Linked DNA regions of Homo sapiens: region 1 is linked to region 2. Evidence: chromatin contacts called from ENCODE Hi-C or POLR2A ChIA-PET data. All regions are on one chromosome and are shown on one strand. The core of a region is the stretch at or near the end of the contact, and the rest is flanking DNA. Distances in the headings are between cores, read along the strand shown. Region 1 has its middle 47 kb from the start of MIR4452. Region 2 holds the start of MAPK10 (mitogen-activated protein kinase 10).

What was found. Hi-C counts contacts between places; a loop is a spot of excess contacts on that map. ChIA-PET counts read pairs that join two places held with the same protein, here RNA polymerase II (POLR2A). Pooled maps may share reads with other maps.
Region 1: a loop to region 2 is called in a map of head of caudate nucleus, with 3 times the contacts of the local background. The contact joins the enhancer-like site here to the promoter of MAPK10 in region 2. A Hi-C loop is called at or near these places in 1 of 168 maps with a recorded cell type or tissue (head of caudate nucleus) and 5 of 50 pooled maps. POLR2A ChIA-PET finds 5 or more read pairs at or near these places in 1 of 52 experiments (activated T-cell).

What each region holds. Positions count from the first base shown.
Region 1 is chr4:86,492,616-86,498,731 of GRCh38, forward strand. It overlaps a transcript of MAPK10 not described here. Among named protein-coding and RNA genes, the nearest start is that of MIR4452, 47 kb to the right of the region's middle. RefSeq lists an enhancer at 6,059-6,116. Within about 2 kb of position 4,281, at least 4 of the 41 ENCODE cell types and tissues checked have a DNase peak (open chromatin) inside an H3K27ac peak, as active enhancers do.
Region 2 is chr4:86,358,387-86,364,861 of GRCh38, forward strand. MAPK10 (mitogen-activated protein kinase 10) reads right to left here and starts at 1,667. Exons shown (of 14, transcript NM_138982.4): 1 at 1,272-1,667.

The DNA of each region.
Region 1 (6,116 bases), core at 3,031-5,530, 140 kb after region 2:
GGGTGGAGATTAAATGAGATAATTAATGTAAAATATTTAACAAAGTTCTGGGAGCATAGCAGGTGCTCAATAACGGTATATGTTCTCCTGATCTAAAATTACCATGGTGGATGAAATTTCCCAAGGTGACCTTGATTTTTAAAAAATTTGGACTCACTGTAGGACTGTATGTTTTGCTTTTGGGTTTGGGAAATATGCTGACAATACCTATTACTTCTGGAAATGAAGGCACCCAAAAACTGTAATTTAAAAATGAATGGTATGTATGAGGGGTGTTAAAGCAAACTAAATATGGCCTGAGAAGGACTCCGTAATTCTATATTTGAGTCCTTGTGGATGAACTGTAACCTAGCTTAATAGTCAGACAAAATTGAAAACCTAACTTAGTAGTATGCACCTGTGACAAGAGCTGAGTGTTAGCCAATCCCAGTGGCCATACTTCAACCATTCATAGACTGCTGAATGTTCAAACTGCGTTCAAATAAGGCAAACGCTGAGTTGTAACCAATCTCACTGTTTCTGTACCTCACTTCCGATTCCTGTACGTCACTTTTTTTGTCTATAAATTTGTTCTCACCAGAAGGCACCCCTGGAGTCTCTGTGAATCTGCTGTGATTCTGAGGACTGCCTGATTTGCGAATCGTTCATTGCTCAATTAAACTCCTTTAAATTTAATTTGGCTGAAGTTTTTCTTTTATCAGGGGTGTCCTAGTAAGTTATTATTTGTTCAGTCGATCTTAACTCCTTATGCTAGATTAATTTATCTGCACACAGAAAAGCAAATTTTAAAAGGTCTCTCGTATATTCTAGGTAGTTATTCTAGATCCTTTTCTTTATTGCATTTCCCTTTCTCCATTTGTTTTTAGATTTAATTTGGGCTGTCTTTACTTTGTCCTGGATTCTAGAATCTACTCCACTTTGAAATTGGCTTCTGGCTGCTTCAGATGTGATAACCTTCAGGACAGCCTTTCTGTCATTTTGGGCCTTAGCACATTTAGCTCACCCTCCCCCTTCACTCCTACCCTGCCTGGAAGGAAGCCCTATGGTTAGGAAACCCCACTTCCTCATGCTTTTCTCTTTAGTTCTAAGAATCTCCCTGTGAATGGTTGCTATGGTTGATGAAGACACAGATAGTTTTATCAGCATCCCTGCTTGCCTGGAGGTTTTTAAATTGTTAATGTTTTAAAAAAAGAGCATGTATATGTGTTTGTGGTCCCTTCTACCTTTCTTTTTCCAATACCCAAGAGAAGGTAAAGTCTTAAGCCTTTCTTTCCTGAGAGACAGCCCAGCCATCTCCTACCCCACATGATTTCCACTGGGAATATTAAAGGCACTGTAATATCTAGGAAGGAGAGAAATTTCAGGGCAGGGAGGTTTTCCCTATGCTCCTATACCTTCAGCTTCTATGTAAGATGAAAGTAGACCTTAAAAGTTTAGGCATTGGGATATCATCTGTCAGTAGATGGAACTTGCAACTTCTCTTTCCAAGTTCTCTGGCTTCTTTCTCCATGCAGCTTAGTAATGGACATGTAGCCTATACCAGCTATTCACTAGATTTAAAATCCTTATTTCAGATCAACAAGAGGATGCAGCGAGGTACAATCTTCCATGTTTGTGAGTAGGGAGAAGGAGTATTTCACCAGAAAGGGGCAGTGGAAGTCTGGCAGGACAGCAGTACTCTGGGTCCACATGGACAGCATGTTCAGAGCAAGAATCCAGGGAAACTCTAGGTAAACAATGCAACACTCAGCCTCCTTGGAACAGGAGGGGACTGGCGTTCCACATGGGCTGAGATAAGGCAGAAGGCCATGGTCAGGAGAAGGGAAAAGAGCTGGAGGGGATATCTGTATGAGAAGACTTAAAACCTGGAGCTAAGGGAGTGTGAATACTGGGATCCATGACTGGCTTGTTCTTTGTCACCATTACTCTAACTTCAAAAATGCTTCACGGCTGGGCGTGGTGGCTCACACCCGTAATCCCAGCACTTTGGGAGGCTGAGGCGGGCGGATCACGAGGTCAAGAGATTGAGACCATCCTGGCCAACATGGAAACCCCGTCTCTACTGAAAATACAAAAAACTAGCTGGCCGTGGTGGCGGGTGCCTGCAGTCCCAGCTACTCAGGAGGCTGAGGCAGGAGAATGGCGTGAACCTGGGAGGCGGAGCTTGCAGTGAGCTGAGATCGTGCCACTGCACTCCAGCCTGGGCGACAGAGAGAGACTCCGTCTCAAAAAAAAAAAAAAAAAAAAAAAAAAAAAAAAAAAAAAGCTTCACATATTTTATGTATCAATAACTAAATATTTGCTCACTTTTCCTTAAGTTGATCTTGATTCAATCTTAAGGAGTTGGATAACCCGAGCTTATTTCATGGTGTCTTCCCTAAGAAACCTTGGCCTTTTGGTTTATATTAGAATTAAGGTCCAGAAAAAACTAACACAATTTCTTAGAAGTCCAACAAATCACTTCAGACAGAGCCAGACTTTTCAGGGCTGCTCCAACAAGTTTAGGGTATACCTCCAACATGAGGCCTAAAGCGAGTTTGGCTTGGGTTGAGGATGTAGTCCATAAAACAATGATGTTTAATGATATGGTAAGATGGGAGGCATTTATTTACATAGCTGTTATTAAAGGTACTATAACCAATTTATTGGTATTTTAAATGTTTTATTATGGAGAATTTTAAACATACTCAAAAGTAGATAAAATAGTATCATGAATTCCCAGATAACCATCCAGTACCAAGCCCATGGCCAATCTGGCCTATCCACACCTCCATCTATCCCTTCCCTTGAGACTATTTTGAAGGAAATCCTAGATATCATATAATTTCCCTTATAAATATTTCAGGATGAATCTCTAAAATGCAATAGCTTGTCTTTATAACAAAACTAACACAACTGAAATATCATTATCACATCTAAAAATAATTCCTTAATAATATCAAACATTTAGTGTCGACATTTTAATTGTCTCATAAATATTACAAATAGGGGTTTTCCATGGTGCTTATTTAATCAGCATCCAAACAAAGATGAGATATGGTAAATTATTATTGTATTTTAAATATCTTTTAATTTTCATGTTCCATTTTCCTCTCCCTTTTTCCCCCTCTTGCAATGTATTTGTTGAAAAAATGTGCTTTTATGTCCTATGAACTTTCTCAGTCTGAGTTTGACTGACTGATTACATCTCCTTGGTATTTTAACATGTTTGTCCATCCTTTGGGTTTTCTGAAAATTGCTAGCTAAATCTAGAGTCATCATCGGATCCAGGCTGAATTTTTTTGCATATATTAATTTTTACCCAAAAAAACTATAAGAATAATCTCAAGTTTTACCAAAAACTTATTAACACATTTTTTCTATAATTCATGCCAGAAGATATTACATAAACATCAAAAATTTGAAATTTAAAAGTGAACAAAGGGCTTCATTTTTGTGGAAAACAACATACACACTCCATTAACCAAAAATAAACACAAGAAAAGTTCAAAAAAGCCCAAATGCTATAGGGACAACAACTTCAAATTAACCCAAGGATCTAAATAATGCAAAACCTGATATTAGCTACATGCTTTCCAGCCATTAAAATAGAGACTTAGATGTTGAAAACTCTATTTTTGATTCAGAGACGAGCTTTGTGCCCCGGGTTTTGGTTCAGTTTGCCTCAGCTACCACTAGAGGGAGGCCAATATGCATTTGAAAAACCCAAACATAAAAAATTGGCCTGAACCTGGAAGATTTCCATTTTTAAGTTCTTTTTAAAATATCAAACATAGTTCTTATTCAATATTACATATCATTTATTTTGTGTTTTACTAGGAAGCTTCACACTAAATTAATTTTGTATTTGGAATCTGCCTATAATGCAAAGGAAAAATACAGCCCTTTTGTGGCCTATACAAAGTACATGATACAACAGGTACCCCTGAAGTCCTCCTTCACCCCAGATCTTTTCAAGGCATTGAAAGGTACAAGAATACAAGGGGACTATGTCATGGTGACTAGGTTAAGTTTTTTTAGAGATTCTAAGTGCTTTTTAAGAATGCAGTACCCCAACTCCCTTACAAATTACAATTTTAAAGCAATAAACTATAAAACAAGCATAAAGAAATCCAACAAATTTCTATTTTCCGATGACAATTAATTTTTTCTGGTGAGTTAGAGGAGAAATATTTAATTCCCCCCCCACCCAACAAAAAACATTACTCAATACTCCTTTGCTGGAGGGCTAAGCACACGCTTAGTCAGCTTTATAGATAATCCAGATAATCCAGTTCTGCCTCCCATCCTGCAAATAATTAGCTAAAATGTCGGCACTAACTAATCTCTCTTTTGCCACAAAATATGCACATTCCTTATAATGCTTATGCTTTACATTAACCTAGCTCTTTAAGATTTATAACTCATTTTCACATGCTATTTCATTCTATCCTCAAAACTTTATTTTTATGGGAGAGTATTTTTCCTGCTTTATAAGAAACCAACACTCCAAACAATAAAAATTTGTTTACAAAGTTTAGTTATATTTCACATAAACAGGACTCAAATTCAGTGCTTCTAACTTCTAAAACTCAGGTACTTTATGGTTCTACTGATGAGGCTATTGTCAGGAATTTCACTTCCCCTATGAACAATCCTGTTTCTCATTGTCAATGCCTGGAAGATTCTAAAAGCATCAAAGTCACACTTATGCTTTCCATTTCCGTAGACTTGGCAAGGAACTATGCGGGCATGCACTGAATGGCCAGTCTCAGTGCCAAATGGAAAACCTATCCTCAGGCTCCTTGGCTCTGCCAGGTCAGAAGACTCAGAGCACACACTACACTGCAGCTGTTGAGGCCATGGGAAGTAGGACCAATGGAGTGCAGCCCTATGAGGCATATAGAAGGTGCTGAGGTTGGAGTTTTTCATGGCAATAACAAATGTACCTATGATCACTGATCACAGACATCTTTCCCAGCTGGTGGGGGCAGTGGCAAGTCTAAGCCATAAAACCCAGCAGAAATAAAATCTGTCCAGGGCTAAGTGGTGTGCTGATGATTTTTTAACAACCAGCTCTTCTGGAAAGGAGGAAAGAAAGCCCTGGTTTGTAGTTTGCCAAAACTCCCACCATGGCCAATTTCGAGTGTACCAAGCAAGCATCATATCATTAAATATGAAGTTGAGAAGATACGCTAACAATCAGCACTTGCACTCCACTCCTCAGTCCCTATGCCTAGAGCACCCCACTCTGGCTGTGCAAATATTAGGAGCAGGGTTGATTAGAAAACCCTCCATTCCATACCACTATGGAATCTATGGATGGATTTTCCATGAGCACAACTGGCTTCTTGGACCATCCCTTACTTCTCTTCAAGGGTAAAGAATTTATTTATCTAATTGGTGTGTTAGGGAGAAGCAACTGAGCATGCTGAGCTAAGCTCCTTTCTGCCCTTTCTCTCAGGGATCTGTCTGCCTGAAGACAATGTGCTTTCTGTTTTGGCTGCTGTCATGAGATAAAAGTCAGTGGCCTTATGCCACAGTTTTCAGGACAGTCCTGGCATTTCATCCCTTCGACTCTCAAAAGTGTCTTGGTTTGCACAACAAATTATGTGTCACTTTATGTAAAAGGGACTAACCCTGCAGAGCAAGGCCTGGCAGGCAACCAGAAAAATGGCTATTTCTGGTGCAGTCCTAGGAAACCTACTGTTACCACACAACTGAGCCACATTCTTCAATATCACTTTTATTGATAATAAACCTGACATTTTGATCTTCATCGGTTTGATTATTTTATCTAACTCTAGTTATATGCCAAACACAAGGAGTAACAACAGAGCCATCATTTTGGAGACTCTTAAAACTTCATCAAACTGAGTGCCCTGAAAAGTGACTGGTTGTGGCTTTTAGATAAGAAGAAAGTGGAAGTCCACACACACAGAAACAAAGGAGACTAGGATCATTAAGACAATTATCCACAAGCTCCCAAATCTACATTAAGAAAACAAAATACTAAAAATTTTTAGTGAGAGTTGACTCATAACAGCACTGCTATAATAAGAATTTAGAATTAAATTGAGGTGGCTTTATAAACCGTGGGTCACCACCACAAATATGTAGGGTACACCACTCTGTTG
Region 2 (6,475 bases), core at 417-2,916:
TCCACCTGAACTGTAGTCTATCCCATATGACTTAGCCTGCTTCCTTGCAGTTTGTTCATAAAAGTTATCATCAACATGGCCAGAAGCAGGCAGGGCTGCTGTACAGACACTGTCAGGCTCTGCACCAAAGGCAGCCCATGTAAACAACCTTGTGATTGCTTCAGAGCCTACTGCTGTGGCATAAGCCATTCTTTTTCTGTGGCTAAATTGCAGTACCCTGGGAAGTTATCTGTTTAAGGGGGTAAAAGCAGAGACTAGGTCTCTAGATTTAAATGTTTGGGGAGGGTGAGAAAAATATATGGATAGATAGTTTTCTTGTAATATCTATAGCCTGATTTACTTACAGATTTTCCAGTAAATTACATTTATTTTGTTGAAGGCACAAATACATAGATTCTAACAAATATACTGCCATACTTATTTCTGATTTTTTTTTCAAAAGAGCTCTGACATTTGCAGGGGACACAGTATCCCAGCACAGAATACCTGGGAATCTTGCCATGAAAAAAAGAAAGCTGACTGCTGTGACTAGGAGATCACTTTCTTAAAGGGACCCCTTACCTATTTGACTGCAGTGCCAATGTTTCCTCTTATCTCTAACCTGACCCCTGTTCTGTGTTCCTCTCCCCGGCTCAGATTTAGCCTAGAGTTGCTCTGCAAGAGTAACGCCAATAGTTTTATATCTAATATATATATAAATACTGTTCCTTAGTAAAATACATCTTAAAATATTTAAATTATACTTCTCACAAAAGTAAACATAAATACATACTAAAAGACATTATTTTTAATGTTTTATGGAACCCATCACATTTTTCAGATATGGAACTAAGGTCAGCACTTCTAACAAGCACAGCTGTTTGGTGTTTTTTTTTTCCTCTCTCTCTCTCTCTCTCTCTCTCTGTGTGTGTGTGTGTGTGTGTGTGTGTGTGTGTGTGTGTGTGTTTCTCTCTCTCTCCCTTCCCTTCTGTAGCCCTGCATTGGTCTAAAAACCCCTGGTCACAATAAGAATGCTCCCTCCCTCCCTCTGCTACCCCTCACTCCAAATGGAAAGGTTTCAACACGCCCAAGTCTGGAAAGAGATGTTCTGCACAGAGGGAAAAACTGGTAGCTTCTTGCTTCAAAGCTAGTTCACTTGATTAACCTGCTTTCCACCCCACCTCTCTCGTCTCTTCCATACTCCCTCTCCCGCCCCACCAGGAGCAATCAATAGACATCACCCCACCCTCCAAAAACAGGTTAGAACCCAGAACGAGCAAAGAGCCACCTACCATTCCGTGCCTGAGAACTACGATCCTGATCCGGCAGTGTTTGCCCCAGAAATCCTCCCTACTTGTTTTTCATTAACCACATTCCAGACTAACATGGAAGAGATTCTTTGGAGATATGGAGATTGTTTAAAATTAACGATGGACAGGTGATTTCCAAGAAAACCCAATCTTAAACTCACTCAAGCCCCTAGGAATTGAGGGGTGAGGACAAAAAAGGAAATTTGTAAAAATGAAAAAAGAAAAGAAAAAGGTAAGCATATAGCAAGCACCACCCACCCCCATAAAAATAAAAAGTGAAGGGGAGGTTAAAGAAAATAGAAGAAGAGTGGCTTGCTGAATCACCCTCTTTCACTGCCTGGAAACCATTGTGCAGCGTGATGCTGCCTGTACCATTGTGGAACCTACCAGAGGAGACGGACAGAGGGCTTGGGGAATGGGGTTGCTATGGCAACCGAAAGGAGCACACATGACGTCAAAGCCCAGAGAGGTCTAGGGAGGGGGATGAGGGGGAAACAGAAAGAGGAAGCGTCTATGTGCAGCTACAGCTACTGTGTTTTCCGGTGAAATGAGGACCAGGCAAATGTAAAGGAATAAGGTTCGTCGGCAGCCAACATCAGCAACTACGACATCAAGGCAGCCAGCCTGCACAACCTGAAGAAAAGATCCATTCGATGCAGTTCTGGCCCTTTGCACAGCAGCACGGAGGAGCAAATACCAGCAGAGCAAAACACCACTGGAAATGCAACCTCTGCTTTTCAACTATCTCTTGTAGTATCTCTAAACGTCAAACAAGTAAGAGATGGTAATAACCTCAGAGGAGAAGCAGGCATTTGAGTGTCGCCTGAACCCCGAGGTCATCTGCACAGCACTATTCCTCTTCTCTGTTTCCTTGTTTTTGTAAAAATCCTGAATAAATATCCACTAAACCAAATTCAACAGACTAATACTTAGGTTGCAATCTGAGTGTACAAAGAAAATACTGATTAATTTGAGTTAACACATCAGAATTCTTTTTTTTTTAATTGCAGATAATTTTCTAGAGAACTGATGAAAATTGTACTGTTACTATTTGGGGCAAATATCGCAATTTTATTTCAGTAATTTGCTCTGCCTTTAACTGTTATAGGGTATTTTTAAAGTCTCCAAACAGTTTTACTATCCATAAATAATAGTTTCTTAGAATGACAACAGTTGACTACTTGCACTATAAAAAAAAATTAGGTTTACCAAATTTGTTTTACCTTTTTTATGTAAGAAAAATTTTCAATACAAATTTCGCTTAAACCAACTCCAGCCTTTGGACTTCTCAAATTACGTAATCTAATTCAATTCCTTTTTTGCTTACACTCTTTTGAGGTGGGTTTCTGTTTATTGCTACCAAGTAGTGCTGAGTTGTAAATGATTCCACATTATGTTTTAGAACTAGCATACTTATATGAATATGAAGCTTCTTCCATATGTTACCAGAAAGATACAACATGCAAGAGATGCAAACTCAGCAGTACTGTAGACACTGAAACACATCATAAAGCTGTAAGAAACGCATACGTTTTTGTTGTCTTTGTTGTTGCTGCTGTTGTTTTATTTGGGGAGAAAATTTAGAAAAAGGAAGGCTTGAGTGAGTTGTATGTCATTGTAGTTCATTGGATAAGTGTTTGGATGTCCCTTTACTCTAATTTCAATTTCAACAAGAATCAATCAAGACTATCTTCTAGTCTTCTCAATGGGCCTACCTGCAAGATAACTACCTCATGCAAAAATATGGATTGATAGCCAAACAACTTTATAACACAAAATAATTGGCATTCTGGCTTTTGAGGTATTATATACTAAGTTTGGACATCAAAAGTCAGTTCCCCAATCCCATGGAAATTAAATCAGTTTGTCGAAGAGATGTCTGCATTCCCATATTTATTGCAGCACTATTCTAATAGCCATGGAAACAACTTAAGTGTCCATCAACAGATGAATGTATATATATTATGCATACCACACACAAACACACATACACACACACACACACATGCTGGAATACTATTCAGACTTATAAGAACAGGAAATTCTGTCATTTGCAACAACATAGATGAACCTAGAGGACATTATGCTAAGTGAAATAAGCCAGGCACAGTGAGACAAATACCATATAATCTCACTTATATGTGAAATTTTAAAAAGGACAAACTTGTAAAACTAGAAAGTAGAATGGTGGTTACCAGTGGCTGGAGGACGGAAAGGTGGACAGGGAAAGGGGGGACATTGGTTAATAGGTACAAAGTTTCAGTTAGAAAGGAGAAATAAGCTCTGGTGTACTATTGCACAGCACAGTGACTATAGTTAATAATAATGTTGCCTATTTCAAAATAGCTAAAAGAGAGGATTTCAAAAGTTCTTACTACAAAGAAATGATAAATATTTGAGGTGACAGATAATGAGCCTGATTTGATCATTCTACAATGTATACATGTATCAAAACATCACATTATACCCCATAAATATATACAATTATTGTCAATTACAAATAAAATAAAACAATTTTTTAAAAGTGAATGTCCAGTAACGTAACATGAATGAGGAAAAAAGGAACGCCATCTCTTACCTTACATTGTGAACACAAATATTTATTCAAGATGAATTGTACACCTCAACATAAAAGCTAAAATATATAACACTATTAAAATATAATATAACTTTTTTTAAAGATGGCTTTCTGACCTTGCAGTAGGCAAAGATTTCTTAGGATACAGAAAGCACTTACCATAAAAAAAAAAAAGAGACTTCATCAAAATTAAAAGCTTCCACTTATCCTAAGTCACCATTAAGAAAATGAATAGGCAAGCCAGAGTCTAGATGATACATATATCTGAATACTCTTGATAGCTGAAAATATTCTGATACACACAAATCCTAGATTATAGAAAACATGTCCTACAATTCAATAATAAACATGAACAAACAATTTTGTTTAATGGGCAAAAGACTCTGACAGGCATTTGACAAAGGAAAATTTATAAATGGCCAATAAGCATATGAAAAAGTATTATATATCATTAGTCAGCAGAAATATACAAATTAAAACCAAAGTGAGATACCATTTCATGCCCACAAAAGTGACTAAAATTAAAAAGACTAACATCATCACATATTGACAAGGACATGGAAAACCAGAACTCTCCTACATATATTGGTAGGAGTACAAAATGTTAAAACTACCTTGGGAAATTTTGGTAGTTTTTATAATTATAAACCTACACCCAAAGTATGGCTCAACACTCCTATTTATAAGGATTCACCCAAGACAATGGAAACCTACGTCTACCAAAAAAAAGTTGGACATAAATGTTTATGCTAGCTTTGCTTATAATAAGCAAAAGCAGGAACAACTCCAAATATATCAACTAGACAGCAGATAATTATGATATACAGTCAGCCCTCCATGTTCATGGGTTCCACATCTGTAGATTCAAAAACTGAAGATCAAAAATATTAGGGGAAAAAGAATAAAAGATAACACACAGAGATAAATAAATACAAATAGAAGTACACTATAACAACTGCTTACATAGCATTTACTTTGTACTAGTTATTATAAATAATTTATAGATGATTTAAAATAATAGGAGGATGGAACACTATGCCATTTTATATAAGGGACTTGAGCATCCACTGCTTTTGGTATGGAGAGGTTGTTCCTGGAACCAATCCCCCTGAGAGTACTGAGGGACAACTGCATTTGCCTAATAGAATATTACTCAGCAATTAAAAAGAATGGCAACCAGAAACAGGTTAATACCAATCATTTTCATCCGTTAGGTGTTAGTTTCCTTTTTAAGCTTTTTGAAAATTTATTTTTATTAATGTTATTTTTATTGGCAGTTATAATTGTACATATTTATGGAGAATATTGTGATATTTTGATATATGTATACAATGTGGAGTAATTAAATCAAATTAACATAACTGAGACCTCACATCATTTTTGTAGTGAGACATTTGAAATTTACTCTCTTAGTTGTTCTAAGATATACAGTACATTATTGTTGACTATAGTCACTCTGCTGTACAACAGATCTGAAAATTTATTCCTCTTGTTTTACTAAAATTTTAGTTAACTAAAATTTTGGTTAAATAAAACTCTTTTTTTTTGAGACAGGGTCTCACTCTGTTGCCCAGGTGGGAGTGCAGTGGTGCAATCACAGCTCACTGCACCTTTGACCTCCTGGCCTCAAGGGGTCCTCCCAGCTCAGCCTCCTGAGTAGCTGAGACTACAGGTGCCTGCCACTCCACCTGGCTAATTTTTTATTTTTAGCAGAGATGAGGTCTAAGTCTGTTGCATAGGCTGATCTCGAATTCCTGAACTCATGTGATCCTCTTGCCTTGGCCTCCCAAAGTTCTGGGATTACAGACAGGTATGAGCCACCACACCAGGCTTGAAACTCTTTATTGTTGTTGTTGTTGTTGTTGTTGTTGATTTGTTTTGTTTTGTTTTTGAGACAGGGTCTCACTCTACCACCCAGGCTGGAGTGCAGTGGTGCAATCTCAGCTCACTGTAGCCTCAACCTCCCAGGCTCAAGAGATTCTCCTACCTTAGCCTCCTGAGTACCTGGGACCATAGGTGCGCGTCACCATGCCCAGCTAAATTTTTTGTGTTTTTGGTAGAGACAGGGTTTCACCATGTTGCCCAGGCTAGTCTCAAACTCCTGAGCTCAAGTGATCCACCCACCTTGACCTCCCAACGTGCTGAGATTACAGGCATGAGCCACTGCTCCAGGTCCATTGAAACTCTTTTGAAGTATTTTCCAAAGATGTTGATTCTTGGTATTAGTTACAAAGAGTGATAGATTCCAACCTTCCACATATATTTTGGTGTGGATCTTACATACTCATTTCAATTATATTTATGTTATTTAAAAAATCTTTTAAGTCTATTCTATACACTTCAGGAAAATTACTTTTCTAAAATTTGATTATGCAATACAAGTTAGTTTAAAAACATCAGTACCTAAATATTTCCCATTCCCGGTTGGATAAAACCAAAACTCTTGGTCAGGTGTGGTGTCTCACACCTGTAATCCCAGCACTTTGGGAGGCTGAGGCGGGTGGATCACTCGAGGTCAGGATTTCCAGACCAGCTGTCCAACATGGTGAAACCCTGTCTCTACTAAAAATACAAAAATTAGTCCAGTGTGATGGCACATGCTTATAAT